Regions from separate parts of the Homo sapiens genome. Here region 1 is linked to region 2. A link is a loop called in an ENCODE intact Hi-C map of the cell type or tissue named here. Cell type or tissue: heart right ventricle. All regions are shown on one strand. Links, peaks and the distances in the headings refer to the core of each region. The heading gives the core; the rest is flanking DNA. Region 1 overlaps LOC107985243 (a long non-coding RNA gene). Region 2 holds the start of LOC107985243 (a long non-coding RNA gene).

The links. Hi-C counts contacts between places; a loop is a spot of excess contacts. Peaks named below come from ENCODE experiments on the same cell type or tissue, not always from the same donor. Only the 100,000 strongest peaks of a DNase experiment are listed, where the experiment ranks them.
Region 1: it touches region 2 in a loop (7-fold over the local background); 2 of 110 quality-filtered maps call a loop at or near these places.

What each region holds. Positions count from the first base shown.
Region 1 is chr1:199,131,011-199,133,841 of GRCh38, forward strand. The region is part of intron 1 of LOC107985243 (a long non-coding RNA gene); the gene reads right to left. Among named protein-coding and RNA genes, the nearest start is that of LINC02789, 16 kb to the right of the region's middle. In heart right ventricle, for the core only: no CTCF peak of the experiment used is centred there; no DNase peak of the experiment used is centred there.
Region 2 is chr1:199,178,264-199,181,094 of GRCh38, forward strand. The region is part of intron 3 of LINC02789 (long intergenic non-protein coding RNA 2789); the gene reads left to right. It overlaps LOC107985243 (a long non-coding RNA gene), which reads right to left and starts at 559. Exons shown (of 3, transcript XR_001738357.2): 1 at 512-559. In heart right ventricle, for the core only: no CTCF peak of the experiment used is centred there; a DNase peak (open chromatin) is centred at 1,676.

The sequences.
Region 1 (2,831 bases), core at 87-2,586, 47 kb before region 2:
TTATTTTCTCCAAGACTCAAAAATCTCATGAGATAATTATAATGATAAGGTACCTTTTACTCTGAGCTGAGATCACATCTTTAGCTGTTTCTATACTCAGCCTTATTGATATAACCAAACAATTTGTGCTCAATAACTCAAATGTTTTTCAGACACGGTTTGACCATTAATCTAACAACAGTACTCTATTTTGGGTTTGAATGGTAAGAGAAAAAAAATCTTTAATTAGTACCTATTATGTGCCTGGTGATTCATATTCATTATATTGATTAAATCTTAATATAAAATTATGAGATGGGTTTTAAAACCCTAATTTTTCAAATGAAGAAACATGCTCAGTGAGGCGAATTTCCTTATTGTAAGTCTTGTCTATAGGTAGTGGGGCTATGATATGAGATCAGCTCATTTGTCTTTACAGCTGATGATATTTTCAATATATCAATGTTCCTCAACATAGGGGATACCTCCATCTGCAACAGAATTGCTAGGGAAACTTCTTAGATGATAAATTCCAATGCTCCATCCCATAGTGGCTGAATCATTTTCTGAATATGGGTCTCAGAAAAATCCAGCTGAAATAATCACCCCATTGATGCTTACACATCACTGATACACGTGACTACCTTTCAGGCATTGTGCATCCCCTTCCTCAAGCCCTAATACAAACGCATCACAGTAGATAATCAAATGACCAAATACTTCTGGGATTTTTTTTTCATTCCTTTTGATTAAGTTTTTAAAAAATGATTATTACTGGAAATCAAGAATTTTCTCATAGAGACAGTATAAACATTTCATCAGTGATTAAATGAAGATATAGATAGTATATTGATCAAGCCAATTGCTGACTCTAAGCTGGCTCAACGTGTTGGATGAGAGTCAATTACATAATTACATTGGTTTTAACAGAAAGAACAATTGAGTTAAGTCAAGTATTAAAAAATGTAGGAGTTAAAAATTGTACCTCAGTAATGAGGGTTGTATTAGTCCATTCTCACACTGCTGTAAAGAACTACCTGTGACTGCATAATTTATAAAGCAAATAAGTTTAATTGACTCCCAGTTCCACAGGCCCTACAGGAAGCATGGCTGGGAGGCCTCAGAAAACTGACAATCATGGCAGAAGGTGAAGAGGAAGCAATCATGTCTTACCATGGCAGAGCAGGAGAGAAAGAGCGAGTGAAAGGGGAAGTGCACATACTTTCAAATAATCAGATCTCATGAGAACTCACTATCATGAGACCAGCAAGGGGGAAATCTGTCCCCAAAACTCAACCACCTCCCACCAGGCCCCTCCTCCAATTTGACCTGAGATTTGGGTGGGGACACAAATCCAAACCATATCAAGGGCTTAAAAGCTGACCACAAATGATCAGTAGAAAGAAGATAGGGGCTTAACCAAAAGCCATGCAGAAAAAAAGGAGTTTTAAAAATCTATACCGTGGTGTGCTCTCATCATTCCTTCCCTCAACAACACAGAAAACAAAATCCTCAGAAATAAAAATATAATAAAATATAATATAAGTCTTCGGCTTTATTGATAGACTTAATAAAATAAGAAATTACATCTTTTTCTTTCATTTTGTGCTAGTTGTACTGCTTCTGGAGTTTGGTAGATAGTTCTGATATTGCAATTGAATAATGACATTGACAAATTACATTGTATATTAAGATTATCCCAAAAGGTGAGGAATGCAATACTATGTCACGTGAGGAATGGGTGAAGACAAAGGGAATGTTTAACCTTAAAAAGAGAAGTCAGGAGGTATATGATAGCTATCTTTTTAAATTTGACAAGGTTCCTCTATATGAAAGAGATGACATTTTGGCTACAGAGTTTGAAATAAGAACAAGAGTGGAAGCTTTAAAGCTTCAGATCAAAATAAGGAAGGCATTATTTTTAGTAATCAGAGGAATTATTAGACACCAGAAACAATAGTATCACTAGAAATCTGCTTGTTCCAAGTATTGTAGTGTGAGTCAAGCATTGTATCTCATTCCTTTTGTTTCATCATGGCCCTGATCTTGCCTGTCTTGATTGCCATTTTAAGTTCCTAGCACTTAGCACATAAACATGTCTTAATAAATATTTTTTAAGGAATAAATGCACAAGACTTTATGATTCTGAATTGTCAAACACCAATTCCATGTCGACTCATGTTACAAGGAAAGAATAACGTTCATGTTTCTGCCAACCATATACCCAGTGTCCCATACTCACCACTTCTAGCCAACTAGAGAAAAATCTGCCTCAGTCTGGTTAATTGTGATAGATAATGAGAATTTGTTTATGTTAGTAACTTGTCACCTAGAAATCTTAAGTTTTGATGATTTTAGCAAACAAATTACTCTTGAGTGGTCTAGGGAAGCTGGTTACTTGACTAAATTTTAATAAGCCACTGATAAAAACACATACCAGAATAAGGCAAATTTCAAAAGGGGGGAAATGATGTGATTACAAATAACTCTTTCATGATTGTGATAAGAAGGTTGGGATAACTGATCTGCAAAGCATATGTGAGTATCTTTAAAATGGTTATTCAAGAACATTTGTAAACTATGCATACAAATAAAAACCAATTACAACCTCCATCCAAATGATGTGTAAAACTCCATCATTAAAATTTAATTTACTTTAACCATTATTTTTAGATCCATCTTAACATTTTGGACAGAATAAGGAAAGGAAGTTTATGTTTTAAAACTATATAAAATATCTACCTTATTTTTTCTTATATAGAATACACCATTGCCTTAATTAATGCAGAGCAATGGGTGGTTTCGAGTTCCAGAAATATTGTAACAGTTTCTGGTAAATGTGCATCTGACTT
Region 2 (2,831 bases), core at 159-2,658:
AGCCATCTCACTTACATCTGTTTTCTTTCCAAATATAAGTCAAAAGGGTCCTGCTTTAAAAAAAATCAAACAAATTATTTAAGAATGCCTCACCATCTGGACTCACTGTATCATTCTAGCCTCATATTTCTTGAAATCCCATAACAGTCTCTACTTTTGCATTCTTATAAAAAATTCAGTCTACATTGAGCCTCCCTTGATCTTTCATGTTTCTGTACATTTGCCATGATATTCTCCGAGCCTGTCAATAGTTCTCCTTGCCTATCAAAAGGCTATCATATTTGGATGCCCATATTGGATAAGATTCTTTAGTTTCAAGTAAGAGAATATTAATTAAATATGCCTTTACAAATAAGGACATCTATTATCTCACACATCAAGAAGACTGGAAGAAGAGTAAATCCAGGGTTGGTTAATTTAGTAGCTCAAAATGTTTAAAGTTATATTATAATAGCTTCCCTGAATCCTTCTAAGTTTTCCTGCATAGTAAGAAAATAGTTAAGGTTCTCACCATTACATCCTGATGTGACCATATCTAAAGGCGGCAAGTGTCACATTTGCAGGTTTATGTGCCTTCTCAGGGTTCTCCTTGTTGCTCACTGACTGTGGTTACGTCACATGCTCTGCCTACAGAAAAGGAATTATACCATGATTGACTTTAACCAACAGAAGCATTATTATGCCCAAGAGAGTGATAATTGGTAGTGAGGGATGAAAAATTATTACTCTTTTATGTACAAAGAGTAGGTAGATACACATTTAGCACATAAATAGATGTATATTATGTCTGTGATATTAAGATTTCATATGGGAAGGTAATTAGAAAAAAAAAGTCTAGAAAAGCTCTTGAAGGGAAAGATAATAAAAGAAGGGTTGATGAACACCCATATTAATTAATCAGTGTTCATTCCTTGGCAAATGATAGTGTTCATGAAGCATTGCCAGCCTAACACTGAAAAAAATCAGCATCTTATTAGTAAACAATGACCATTGGTAATTTCTACCACAGCACCCAACTGAAATAATAAATTTTAATAAGTCATTCCTTCTCTCCTCCAGTTAGATTTATTATCCATCCTCCATGGAAGGAATTAATTGCACCCATGCTACTTTGTCATAGCTTTGATTTGTGACCACTATTGTGCTTACTTTATGTTATTCTCTATTACAGTTAGTTGTCTACAGGTACACTTGCATTCCTACACCAAATGGATAATAAGCTACTTCTGGTAAGGCAGAGTGTCTTCAGCATTTTTTTAGATCTCCCAAAGATCACTGAAGTAAGAGGCACTCAAATGTTTATGGAATTGTATTAACACACACATACACACATATACACACACACACTCACTTTACAGATGGAATGTTTGTGTTATCCCTAAATTGAAATGTTAAAGCCCTAATCCCCAGCCTGAAAATATTTGGAGACAGGGCTTTCCTTTGAGAGGTTATTAGGTTAGATTAAGTCCTGAGGGTACAGCCCTCATGATGGAATTACTGTCTTTATAAGAAGAGATTATTTCTTTCTTTCTATTTCTCTCTCTCTCTCCCCGCCCCCACCTCTCTCTATCTCTCTATCTCTTCTTCTTTTATTCTCTCTCTCTCCTCTTACCCTTTCCCAACTCAGCTCACACTCACTGAGGAAAGGCCATGTGAGGACATGGGATCTGCATGCCAGGAAGAGAGCTCTTGCCAAGAATTGAACTGGCCAGCACCTTGATTTGGGACATCCCAGCCTCCAGAACTGTGAAAAACAAATCTCTGTTATTTAAGCAACCCAGTCTATGGTATTTTGTTATGGTAGCCCAAGCATACAAAGATGTACACACACACACACACACACACACACACACACACACACACACACATATACACACACATATACTCATAAAATATATATAATTACATTCATTTATAAACATTCAATAATTTCTATTATAATGCAATCATTTAAAATTGGCAGAGCAAGTATTAATACTTATTTTATGGTAAGTATTAGCCATATTTTTTCACATGAGAAAACCTAAGCTCAGAGAAGCTAGATGGAAGACTTATCAATGGCAGGAATAGGACTCAAATTCATACAAACTTCCATGTTTTCTAAAATATCACCATTTAATTACTAATGATATTGCATCTGAAAGCAGCAGATACCTGAACTATGTGTTATGAACCATAAACTAGATGTCATATATAAGAAAAGAAATGGTCTTATAAATAGCATTATTATATTTATGAAAGACCTAGTAAAATGTAAATACTCAATTATGTTTAATAATTGAATTTTCAATTTAAAAAAAATCCATTTTTTGGCCAGGCGCAGTGGCTCATGCCTGTAATCCCAGCACTTTGGGAGGCTGAGACAGGCAGATCACGAGGTCAGGAGATCGAGACCATCTTGGCTAACACAGTGAAACCCCGTCTCTACCAAAAATACAATAAAATTAGCCGGGTGCGGTGGCGGGCGCCTGTAGTCCCAGCTACTTGGGAGGCTGAGGCAGGAGAATGGCATGAACCCGGGAGGTGGAGCTTGCAGTGAGCCGAGATCGTGCCACTGCACTCCAGCCTGGGCAACAGAGCAAGACTCTGTCTCAAAATAAAAATTAAAAAAAAAATCCATTTTTCTATTAGTCCCATATTCACTCAAGCTTATCCTAGTTGTTTGTATTGGATCAGCAAAGACTCAGATGTCAGACAGTCATGAACTCCACTTCGAGTATCACCCTTGACTGTTGTGTGACCATAGACATGTTATGTAACTGTTATGTTGACCAGGAAGGACATATGGAGTACAATCATAGAAACAATTTTTTTTTATCAGCTTCTGTCCC